Regions from separate parts of the Homo sapiens genome. Here region 1 is linked to region 2. Evidence: read pairs that join two places in POLR2A ChIA-PET (ENCODE). Cell type or tissue: HepG2. All regions are shown on one strand. Each heading gives the region's core, and the rest is flanking DNA. Links, peaks and the distances in the headings are about the cores only. Region 1 overlaps FBXO17 (F-box protein 17). Region 2 has its middle 22 kb from the start of FBXO27.

Evidence for each region. Peaks named below come from ENCODE experiments on the same cell type or tissue, not always from the same donor. Only the 100,000 strongest peaks of a DNase experiment are listed, where the experiment ranks them.
Region 1: POLR2A ChIA-PET joins it to region 2 with 5 read pairs; 7 of 35 experiments call an interaction of 5 or more read pairs at or near these places.

Annotation. Positions count from the first base shown.
Region 1 is chr19:38,965,997-38,972,363 of GRCh38, reverse strand. All of the region lies in intron 1 of FBXO17 (F-box protein 17), which reads left to right. Among named protein-coding and RNA genes, the nearest start is that of FBXO17, 6.6 kb to the left of the region's middle. RefSeq lists a silencer at 2,051-2,261. In HepG2, for the core only: no CTCF peak of the experiment used is centred there; no DNase peak of the experiment used is centred there.
Region 2 is chr19:39,051,519-39,057,885 of GRCh38, reverse strand. No RefSeq gene overlaps it. Among named protein-coding and RNA genes, the nearest start is that of FBXO27, 22 kb to the right of the region's middle. RefSeq lists an enhancer at 5,363-5,412. In HepG2, for the core only: a CTCF peak has its summit at 5,440 (motif pointing left); DNase peaks (open chromatin) are centred at 3,925 and 5,445.

The DNA of each region.
Region 1 (6,367 bases), core at 1,363-5,362, 85 kb after region 2:
CATGTTGGCCAGGCTGGTCTCGAACTCCTGACCTCAGGTGATCCACCTGCCTTGGCCTCCCAGAGTGCTGGGGATAACAGGTGTGAGTGAGCCACTGCTCCCGGCCTAGTTTTTTTGTTTGTTTTTTTCTATCATTCTTTTCCCTTGGTCCCAGCTTATAAAACCCACCATTCTCTTACTACCCAGTGGGGGTCTCAGTCTGTTTTGTAAAATGGAGGCTGCCCCATTCAAGAATCTTGAATAAAAGCCCATTAGATCTATAACTAAATTTGTTGTAATTTTGTCTTTTGACATGGCTCTGTTGCTTCTTTGTTGGGTGACCTTGGGCACGTTGCTGTCATCCTCCAAGCCTCAGTTTCCCCATGTGCCTACTTCATGGGGTGGTTTGAGGCTTCTGTGAGATTTTGTAAAGCAATTCCCACATGCCTAGAGCAAAGTAAGTGCTCAGTTAACAGTAGCTGTTAGTATTCTGTGAAGGCATCTCCTTAACTATTATAGCCTGTTCACCTATGACTAACACTGTCAACATAACTGCTGCAGCTGGGCCCTTTTTCTTTTCTTCTTTTTTTTTTTTTAATTGGCACAGGGTTTCACTCTCACCCAGGCTGGAGTGCAGTGGCACAGTCTTGGCTCACTGCAGCCTCAACTTCCTGGGCTCAAGTGATCCTCCCACTTCAGCCTCCCGAGTAGCTGGGACCACAAGTGCACACCACCATGCCTGGCTAATTGTTAAATTTTGTTTGTAGAGACAGGGGTCTCACTATGTTACCCAAGCTGGTCTTAAACTCTTGGGCTCAAGCCATCCTCCTGCCTTGGCCTCTCAAAGTGCTGGGATTACAAGCGTGAGCCACAGCACCCAGTCACCACCCATTTTTCTAGGGATAGATTTGGAACTTGGTATTTTCTTTTTCCTTTTGCAAATTCAACGAATGATCGTGCCAGAGGTTCAGTTTTTGTCCTGCTGTGTTTCGCCTTGTTTTTTCCTAAGCGTGTCTGTCCTTATCCCACATTCTTCTAGTCTCTGATGGCAGCATATGGAGGTGCCCACGTGGACTCCTCCAATCCCATAGCTGGGTGTTTGCTGCTAATCATAGTAACTCCTCACAGTGGCAGCAAACATTTGTCGAGGGCCAGACCCTGATCTCATGAAATTTCCCTACAACCGTGAGGGGCAGGGGTTATTAGAGGTCCATCATCTCTGATCCAAAGCTCTTGGGGCCAGATGCATTTGGGAGTCTAGACTTTGAATTTTTTTTTTTTTTTTTTGAGATGGACTCTCCTTTGTCACCCAGGCTGGAGTGCAGTGTTGTGATCTTGGCTGACTGCCACCTCCACCTCCCAGGTTCAAGCCATTCTCCTGCCTCAGCCTCCCAAGTAGCTGTGATTATAGGCATGCACCACCACACCCAGCTCATTTTTGTATTTTAGTAGAGATGGGTTTCACTATGTTGACCAGGCTGGTCTCGAACTCCTGACCTCAAGTGATCTGCCTGCCTTGACCTCCCAAAGTGCTGGGATTATAGGCGTGAGTCACCATGCCCAGCCTAGACTTTGAATATTAAGCAAGTCATACGGAGCCCATTTGGTATGTTACATAAGTCCCCTAGTAGGGCTGAGGAGCATTTGTGTAATCAAACACTAATAGGCCTTCAGTGAAATGCACGTTCATTCTCAGGGGAGTAACTAAAGACTATACAAAACCTCATGACAGCTCAAGTCAGCTCCTGCCACCAAATGGGTCTGGGAAAAACTGTTGGTTTTCTGAGCTTTTGAACATGTAGATTGTGGATGACAGATGTGGACCTGCATATTTCCCATCTTGCAGAGGGGACATCCTCACACACGAAGAGAGAAAGGGCCAGCCGTGGTGGCTCACGCCTATAATCCCAGCACTTTGGGAGGCTGAGGTGGGCAGATCATTTGAGGTCAGGAGTTCTAGACCAGCCTGGCCAACATGGTGAAACCCCATCTCTACTAAAAACACAAAAATTAGCCAGGCATGGTGGTGTGTGCCTGTGGTCCCAGGTCCAGAAGAGGCTGAGTCAGGAGGATCGATTTAGTCCAGAAATTGGAGGCTGCAGTGAGCTATGATCGTGGCCATGCACTCCAGCCTGGGCAACACAGTGAGACCCTGTCTCAAAAAAAAATTTTTTTTTTTTTTTGCTTTTGATAATCATTCATGTTCTGGGTACTTGTGGCTTATTCCTTATTTTGTATTTGTATTATTTATAATATTTGTATTTGCAATATTTGTATTATTGTGCTATATAGTAGTCCATCTTATCTTATTAATGACTTATTTGTATGTGCTACAGTGGACAGGCATCTGGGACTTTTCCAATCTGAAGCTGTTAGGAACACCACCACCATGAATATTCTTGTATGTGTTTTCTGGCTCTGGGGTGGAGTTGCTGGGTCATGGGGCAGGCACATTTTCATTTTTACTTCAGTAAAAAATGTCCAGTGGGCCAGGCACAATGGCTCATGCCTATAATCCCAGCACTTCGGGAAGCCAAGGCAGGAGGATCACTTGAGCTCAGGAGGTTGAGACCAGCCTGGCCAACGTGGTGAAACCCTGTCTCTACTAAAAATACAAAAATTAGCAGAGCATGGTGGCAGAGTAGCTGTAATCCCAGCTACCTGGGAGTCTGAGGCACAAGAATCACTTGAACCCAGAAGGTGGAGGTTGCAGTGAGTCGAGATCATGCCACTGCACTCCAGCCTGGGCGATAGAGTGAGATTCAGTCTCAAAAAAAAAAAAAAAAAAAAAAAAAAGCCCAGTGGTTTCCAAAGTGATTCCAAATGGATTCCACCAGGAATGTATGGGAGTTCTCTTTGATAGTATTTTTAGTGAATTGCAGTAACATTGCACTGTTTTGTGTTTGCTCATTTTCTTTTTTCTTTTCTTTCTTTTTTTTTTTTTTTGGAGATGGAGTCTCTGTCACCCAGGCTGGAGTGCAGTGGCGGGATCTTGGCTCACTGTAGCCTCAACTTCTGGGCTCAAGCGATCCTCCCACCTCAGCCTCTCTAATAACTGGGACTACACACACACGCCACCATGCCCTGCTAATTTTTTTGTAGAGACGGGGGTCTCACTATGTTGCCCAGGCTCGTCTTGAACTCGTGGGCTCAAGCGATCATCCCACCTTAGCCTCCCAAAGTGCTGGGATTACAGGTGTGAGCCATCGCACCCAGCTGTACATTTGCTTTTACATTGTCAAGGTGGAAACATCTACAGTCTGTTCTGTTTCCATATTTAAGCCCTACATGCTTTAATTGCAAAGTTTGCTGTGTTTTTTTAATCAGCTTTTTTGAGGTGTAATTTACATACCAAAAAATTCAGCCCTGTTAAAGTGGACAACTTTGTGGCTTTTAGTGACTTTACAGAGTTGTGCAACCATCACCACCGTAACAAAGCATGTTCATCACCCCCAAAATATCCCTTGTGCCTATTTGTAGTCACTCTGTTCCCAGCCTAGCCCAAGGCAACTACTAATCTACTTTCTGATCAAAAAGATTTGTCTTTTCTGGTCATTTCATAGAAGCACATCATATAATATGTGTCCTTTTGCATCTGGCCTCTTTCATGTAGCATATTGCTTTGGAGTTTATTCATACTATAGCATGTTTATTCCTTTTTACTGCTTAAAAATATTCTATTTTGTGGACATGGCACATTTTATATATCCATTCATCAGCTAATAGACATTTGGAGTGTTTCCAAATGTATAAAGCTGCTATGAACATTAGCATATGAGAGTTTGCATGGAGGTAGAAGGTGTATTTTCATTTCTCTTGGGTAGATAATCTAGTCGTAGAATTGCTAGGTTTCATATAAGTTTATGTTTAACTTTTTTTTTAATTTTTTTTTTTTTTTAGAGACAGGCTCTTATTCTGTCTCCCAAGCTGGAGGGTGGTGGCGCATTCATAGCTCACTGCAGCCTGGAACTCCTGGACTCAGGGGATCCTCCTACCTCGGCCTCCCAAAGTGCTGACATTACAGGCATGAGCCACTGCACCCAGCCATGTTCAACTTTTTTTTTTGGAGACAGAGTCTTGCTCTGTTGCCCAGGCTAGAGTGCAGTGGTACAGTCTTGGCTCACTGCAACCTCCACCTCCCAGGTTCAAGTGATTCTCCTGCCTTAGCCTCCCGAGTATCTGGGATTACAGGCGCCTACCACCATACCCGGCTAGTTTTTGTGTTTTTAGTAGAGACAGGGTTTCACCATGTTGGCCAGGCTGGTCTCGAACTCTTGACCTCAGGACTCCCAAAGTGCTGGGATTACAGGTATGAGCCACCGAGCCTGGCCTCAACTTTTAAAGAAACTGCCTAATGGTTTTCCAGGTTAGCTGTACATCTTACATCCCCACCAGCGATGCCTGAGGGTTCCAGTTTCTTTATATCCTCGACTACACCTGTCAGTATCGTCAGTTTGAGTAATAGCCAGGGTAGTGGGTATGAAGTGGTGTCTCATTGTGAATTTAATTGGCATTTCCCAGCTGGGCATGGTGGCTCATGCCCATAATCCCAGCACTTTGAGAGGTCAAGGAAGGAGGATCCCTTGATCCCAGGAGTTCAAGACCAGCCTGGGCAATATAGGAAGACCCATCTCTATAGAAAATTCAACAATTAGCTGAATGTGGTGGTGGGTGCATCTGTAGTCCCAGCTACTTGGGAGGCTGAAATGGGAGACTCACTTGAGCCCAGGAGGTTGAGGCTGCAGTGAGCCAAGATCGTGCCACTGCACTCCAGCCTGAGCAACAGAGAAGACCATATCTCAAAAAAAAAAAAAAATTGCATTTTCCTAATGACTAATGAAGTGGAGCATCATTTCATGTGCTCATTACTCATTTGTATATGTTCTTTGGTGAAATGTCTACTCAAATCTTTTGTCTTTCTTTCTTTTTTATTTTTATTTTTTTGAGATGGAGTTTCACTCTTGTTGCCCAGGCTGGAGTGCGATGGCGTGATCTCAGCTCACTGCAACCTCTGCCTCCCAGGTTCAAGCGATTCTCCGGCCTCAGCCTCTTGTGTAGCTAGGATTACAGGCTAATTTTTTGTATTTTTAGTAGAGACAGGGTTTCACCATGTTGGCCAGGCTGGTCTTGAACTCCTGACCTCAGGTGATCCACCTGCCTCAGCCTCCCAAAGTGCTGGGATTACAGGCGTGAGCCACTGTGCCCGGCCTTTTGTCCATTTTTTAACTGGTTTATCTCATTGAGTTTTATGAGTTATTTATATATTCTATACACAAGTGCTTTATCAGATATATAATGTGCAAGTACAAAAGTTTTAACTTATGATAATGTCTAATTTATCCAGTTTTTCTTTTATGAATCATAGTTTTTGGTGTTGGATCTAAAAAATCTCTGCTTAACACAAGATCATGAGATTTTCTCCTGTTTTCTTCTCAAAGTTTTATAGTTTTAACTCTTAAATTTAGATGTATGATTAATTTCATGTTGATTCTGGTATGAGGTAATAGTCTAAATTCATCTTTTTGCATATAGATTTCCAGTTGTCCCAGCACCATTTGTTGAAAAGAGTCTTTTTCCCAAGAAAACCCGTAAGTAAAGCCAATGTAAAGAGAATGCCCCTAGCCTCCAGGTCAAAAGGATTCCTTTTTTGTGAACTTTATCAAATAGCTGTAACACAGATACAGTTTTATGTTTTTCCTAGAATTTCTCATAGCTTTAATTTTTCCATTTTGAAAGAGGCGTTTTTCTGTTAGTAACTCATCCAATCCATTTCTTTGGATTTCTTTTTCTTCTTGTAGACATTCTTCCTTTTATAGTATCCTGTTCTTACTCTGTTTAGAACATCTTTGCAAATCTAAGTGTTCCCAGGACTAGCTACATAATTTGCATGGCCCATTGCAAAATGAAAATGCAAGGTCCCTTGTTCAGAAATAATTAAGAATGTTGAGGCCAGGCTCGGTGGCTGAGGCCTGTAATCCTAGCACTTTGGGAGGCTGAGACGGGAGAATCATTTGAGGCCAGGAGTTTGAGACCAACCTGGGCAACATAGTGAGACCCCATCTCCACACACACACACACACACACACACACAAAATTTTTAATTTAAGAGAATGTTGGCCGGGCATGGTGGCTCATGCCTGTAATCCCAGCACTTTGGGAAGCCGAGGTGGGTGGATCACCTGAGGTCAGGAGTTCGAGACCAGCCTGACTAACATGGTGAAACCCTGTCTCAACTAAAAATACAAAAATTAGCCGGGCGTGGTAGTGCGCACCTGTAGTCCCAGCTACTCGGAAGGCTGAGACAGGAGAATCGCTTGAACCCAGAAGTGGAGGTTGCAGTGAGCCAAGATCACGCCACTGCACTCCTGCCTGGGTGACAGAGTAAGAC
Region 2 (6,367 bases), core at 1,591-5,590:
TATTTCCCAATGTAAGATTTCACCGTGGTCAGCTGGCCTCATGACTTACATTCCTAAAGGAAATGCATTATCTGACCATTTACTTCCTTCTTTTGTGGCTTTCAGTCCACACCTCTGAAGTCTTGGGGTGTAGCCATCATCTAACTTGTAGGTGTCCTCCCTCATTCCTTCTTCCATGTCATTCTGGAAACCACAGACTCTTACTACAAACCTTAGATCTGTGATCCTCTTTTTTCTACACTTTTTCAGAACATCCTCCTCCCCTTGCACCCCATTGGCCAGAACTAGGTTGGATGCCCATTCCTGAACAAGTCACACCACAGAAGATTAGACTCATTGGATGAATCAGGATGAACGCCGGGGGCTGGGTTAGGCCTCTGCCCTCTTGGGTCCTTACCGGAGAAAGGGTTGAGTGGGAGTAGAGGGTCTTCCCCAGTGTCCACTGCTCTTAGATCTGGGGGTCATGTCCATGGTTTTCCCACATACTGGTCTGCTTCAGTGAGTCCCCACTGGGGTGGACTCCCCAATACCAGTCCACCACCTGGCTGGTGAGCTACCAGGAGACTTTGCTCTGTACTTAAGGCTCCCCTTGTTGGCTGGGTGTGGTGGCTCATGCCTGTAATCCCAGCACTCTGGGAGGCTGAGGTGGGAGGATGGCTTGAGGCCAGGAGTTCAAGACCAGCCTGGGCAAAATAGAAAGACCCCATCTCTACAAAATAATAATAATAATTTTGTAAAAGTCGGCCGGGTGCGGTGGCTCACGCCTGTAATCTCAGCACTTTGGGAAGCCGAGGCGGGAAGATCACCTGAGGTCAGGAGTTCAAGACCAACCTGGCCAATGTGGTGAAACCTTGTCTCTACTAAAAATACAAAAAATTAGCTGGACGTGGTGGCATGTGCATGTAATCCCAGCTACTCGGGAGGCTAAGGCAGGAGAATCACTTGAACCTGGTGGGGGCAGAGGTTGCAGTGAGCCAAGATTGTGCCACTGCACTCCAGCCTGGGCAACAGAGTTAGACTCCATCTTAAAAAAAAAAAAAAAATTGGAAAAACCTACCCGGGGGTGGTGGCGTGCACCTGTGGTCCCAGCTACTCAGGAGGCTGAGGGAGAAGGATTGCTTGGGCCCAGGCGGTCGAAGCTGCAGTGAGCCATGATCGCGCCACTGTACTCCACTCTGAGTGACAGAGCGAGACCTTGTCTCAAAAAAAAAAAAAAAAAAGGGATAAGAACAAGCAGCCAGGCACAGTGGCTCACGCCTATTATCCCAGCACTTTGGGAGGCCGAGGTGGGCGGATCACCTGAGGTCAGGAGTTCCAGACCAGCCTGGAAAGCATGGTGAAACCCCATCTCTACTAAAAATACAAAAATTAGCTGGGCGTGGTGGCGGGCGCCTGTAATCCCAACTACTCAGGAGGCTGAGGTAGGAGAATCACTTGAACCCAGGAGGCGGAGGTTACAGTGAGCAGAGATCGTGCCACTGCACTCCAGCCTGGGTGACAGAGAGAGACTCTATCAAAAAAAAAAAGAACAAGGAAGTGGGGAGCCTGGACTGACAATGGCCACCGTCCTTGCTCAACAGGGAGACCAGTGCAGAATGGACCTGACCCTGTAAATGACAGGTGACGACAGGTCACAGTATAAGTCACCATTTTGTCTCTGCATGTTGTGAACTACCAGTGCCCCCTTAACCATGGCAACAGGGTTGATGATGCTCTTAAGCCCTGTAGATTAGAGAACCAGCTGCAGATGAGCTTCCCTGAGGCTCTGTTCTCCTAGAACCACCATCAGTCAGGACCTGATTATCAGTAGGCTGAATAACGACCCCCAAATATATTCAGGTATGCGATGGTCTCAATGTTTGTATCCCCTCTGAAATTCACATACTGAGGCCAAGAGCAGTGGCTCACGCCTGTAATCCCAGCACCTTGGGAGGGCAAGGCAGGAGGATCGCCTGAGCCCAGGAATTCAAGGTCAGCCTGGCTAACATAGTAAGATCCCTATCTCTACAAAAAAATTAGCCAGGCATGGTGGGATGCACCTGAAGTCCCAGACACTTGGGAGGCTGTGGTGGGAAGATTACTTGAGCCTGGGAGGTTGAGGTTGCAGTGATCTGTGACTCCAGCCTGGGCAACAGAGAGAGACCCTGTCTCTAGAAAAAACCCCCAAAATTCATATATGGAAATCCCAACCCCCAAGGTGATGGTATTAGGAGGTGGGACCTGCGGGAGGTGATTGGGTCAAGAGGGCAAAGTACACATGAATAGGATTAGTGCCCTTATAAAACAGGCCATAGAGAGAGCCCTTGCCTCTTCCACTCTGTAAGAACACAGGGAGAAGACCTCCTCTATGAGGAAGCAGGGCCCTTATCAGACAGCGAATCTGCCAGCACCTTGATCTTGAATGTCCCAGGCTTTACTACTGTGAGAAATAAATTTTTTAAACCTCCCAGTTTATGGTATTTTGTTCTAGCAGCCTGAATAGACTAAGACAGCAACCCAATCCCTGGAACCTATAAATGTTATGTTATACAAAAGAAGCGTCTTTGCAGATGTAAATTAATGATTTTTTTTTTTTTTTTTGGAGATGGAGTCTCGCTCTGTCGCCCAGGATGGAGTGCAATGGCACAATCTCAGCTCACAGCAACCTCCACCTCCCAGGTTCCAGCAATTCTCCTGCCTCAGCCTCCCAAGTAGCTGGGATTACAGGCACGCACCACCACACCTGGCTAATTTTGGTATTTTTAGTAGAAACAGGGATTCGTCATGTTGGCCAGGCTGGTCTCGAACTCCTAACCTCAGGTGATCCATCTGTCTCGGCCCACCAAAGTGCTGGGATTACAGGCATGAGCCACCGCGCCTGGCCAAGTTAATGGTTTTGAGATGAGATTATCCTGGACTACCTGGTAAGCCATATATGCTGTCACAAGTGTCCTTATAAATTAGAGGCAGAGGGAGGTTGCACACAGAAGAGGAGAAGGCAAAATCACTCCAGAGGCAGAGATTGGAGTGATGCAGCCACAAGCCAAGGAATGCTGGCAGCCTCCAGAAGCCAGGAGAGGCAATGAATGGCTCCCCCGAGCCTCCAGAAGGCAGGCAGTCCTTCCGCTCCTTTGACTCCAGCCCAGTGAAACTGATTTTAGACTCTGGCCTCCAGAGCAGCAAGAGAATAAATGTGTTTGAAGGCACCAAGTTTGTGGTAATTCGTTACAGCAGCAATGGGAAACTAATAAAGGACTCCAGCAGAGAGGCTGAGCTGACCAGCCCTCCTGGAGCCTGCGTACAGTAACAGGGAAGGTGGCCATGGCCAGTGGCTGGATGAGTGGGATGGTGAGAGGAAGCTGTGAAGTCTATGGAAGGTTTCCAAGAAAATCAGAGTAGGCAAAGGGGGTAAAAAGGGCAGTGTGGTGGCCAGGTGTGGTGGCTCACACCTGCAATCCCAGCACTTTGGGAGACTGCGGTGGGATGATCACTTGAGGCCAGGAGTTTGAGACCAGACTGGGCAACATAGTGAAACCCCATCTCTATTAAAAATTACAATTATAAGTGCTGGGTGTGCACCTATAGTCCCAGCTACTTGGGAGGTTGAATCAGGAGGAATCCCTTGAGCCTAGCAGTTCAAAGTTGCAGTGAGCTATGATCACGCCACTGCACTCCAGCCTGGGCAACAGAGCTAGATCCTATCTCAAAAAATAAAAATAAAAATAAAAAATTAGGAGTTCAAAAAAAGGCAGGGTGGTTAAAGTATTAAAGGCAGTGGTCAGGGGAAGCCTGGCTGGGAAGGCAAGATTTGAGCAAACATTGGAAGGAGGGTAGGGAGTGACCTATGGGGAGGGGCAGCCAAGCAAAGTCCCCGTGGTGGGAACAGAATAATAAGCAGTGGCCAGGCTGGGTGAGCAAGGAGGCTGTGGGAGGCCACAGAGTCAGAGTGGGGCGGGGCAGATCATGTGAGGCCTGGTGGGCCGTAGGGGAGGACTTTGCCCTTTACTCAGGGCAGGATGGCACCCCGGGAGGGTTCTGGGCGGAGGAGTGACACAGGTGTTCACAGTCTCCCTGTGGCTGTGGAACAGATTGCGAGGGTGGGGTGGGAAGGAGCAGGGAGTCTGTGGATGGGAGTGATGGTCCAGATGGAGACAGGGGTGGATGGGGCCAGGGTGGTGGCCATGGTCGGGCGAGAAAGGGCAGGTGCTGTGCAGATTTTGTGCACCTGGAGCTGCCTGGGTTTGCTGAGAGGTTGGGCGTGGGCGTAAGAGATGGACTCAGCCTGGGTACCACAGGATGGAGCTGCCTGGTACTGCCCAGGGCACAGGCCACAGTGAGGCTGCCCGTGCCAGCCCTGTGGGGGCCGTGCTGCCTTCTGGTTCCTGATTGTGAGCCAGGATGCAGCACGGTGTCCTGGATATGGACAGGCTGACGATGACTGTTTCCCACTGTCCCCAGGTGGATGGCAATTTCCCAGCCTCTCCCACAGGCCTTTGTATGGGGACCAAGCAGGGCCGGCGGCACCTGGGCCAGGTGGGGCTGTGGCCAGCTGGGTTAGAGCAAGGCACAGAGGCAGGAATGGATGGGAATGAGGCCCTATGGCCCCTTGGGCGCAGGCGGGAAGCCCCCCAGTACCCTGACTCCTGGAAGGAGGAGGCAAGTGGGCAGAGGGAGGCTCGGAAAAGCCCGGCCTAGGGCAGAAAGGGGTTGAGGTGGTTCTGTGAGCCTAAAGTGGGCCTGGACTCAGAGCACACTAAAATCTGCCACCTCCTCCATCTAAGGCCTCGGCAAGGTCTTTCTGAGCCTCCCTTTGTTCCCCCTAAATGGGATCAAAATGCTCATTGTTGATGAGACTAAATGAAGTCATTTATGAAAATGTTCAGCAGCATCAGTGCTTTACAACCTCACGTGGAACTGGGGCAGGCGGTGTCGCCCGGGGGTTACGAGGGAAATGGTTTCACATCCTTGCTCGGTGCCTGTGGGCTTTTCTGAGCCTCAGTTTCCCCAAAATGAAGCCCTGATTTTCCTATTCCTTCCCCCAGTCCTGCACCATTCCCCTTCCCAATAAATGGCAACATGACTGGAAACCTTGGAGAAATCCAAGTCTGGAAATGCTGGACTTTGCTGTTTCTCTCACACCCACCAGGAGCATCCTTGGACCAGGCAAGTGGGCATCCTACACTGTGTGGCACTTTCCTCTAAGTCCCTCTCCAGCAGCTGGGGCCAGCCAAGCCACAGTGCTCTCAGGGCAGGGTACTCCCAGTTCAGACCAAGACCTGTGTGGGCCTGTCCCGTTTCTCCCCTTTAGGGTGCTCTGCAGAGATCTAGTTCCACCTCCACCAACGACCCCGTGTGCATAGGTTCAGCTGGAAACTACCAGGAACTCTAGGACTCTTGCCCTGTGGCGTGGTCCTGGGGCCCTGTGGCTGGACCCCAGTTCCAGGACTGCTGCCTGGCAAGCACATGGCGCCCCCTGGCGGCCACCAGAATGGTGCTGCCACGAAGCTTCTGGACGTACCCTGGGCACAGGACACATTCAGGACACTGGGTCATCAATGGTCCATGACCACCTCTTAGCGTGGAGCCAGGTAGATGGGTCCATGTATCAACTTTCTTTTTTCTTTTTTTTGAGACAGAGTCTCGCTCTGTCACCCAGGCTGGAGTGCAGTGGCGCGATCTCGGCTCACTGCAACCTCTTCCTCCAGGGTTTAAGCGATTCTCCTGCCTCAGCCTCCCAAGTAGTTGGGATTACAGGTGCTTGCCACCATGCCCAGCTAATTTTTGTGTTTTCAGTAGAGACAGGTTTTTGCCACATTGGCCAGGCTGATCTCAAACTCCTGGCTTCCAGCGATCCACCTGCCTCGACCTCCCAAAGTGCTGGGATTACAGGCATGAGCCAGCATGCCCAGCCAAAATACAGATTATATACACGTAGGATGTCATCTGGTACTTCATATCTAAACGGCCTATCATCTCAGAATTGTACTTTCCCCAGTGTTTAGACTGAGGCTAGTTACTTAGTAAACTTGGATTTACAATAAGGCAATGCCCCTTTATTTTATTTTATTTTATTTATTATTGTTATTTCTTTTGAGACAGAGTCTCACTTTGTTGCCCAGGCTGGAGTGCAGCAGCCTGATCTCCACCCACTGCAACCTCTGCCTCCCGGGCTCAAGCAGTCCTCCTGCCTCAGCCTCCCCCAGTAGCTGGGATCACAGATGTGTGCCACCATGCCCAGCTAATTTTTGTATTTTTCTGTAAAGATAGGATTTTACCATGTTGCCCAGGCTGATCTTGAACTCCTGAGCTCAAGCGATCTGCTTGCCTTGGCCTCCCAAAGTACTGGGATTACAGGCGTGAGCCACCGTCCCTGGCAGGCAATGTCCTT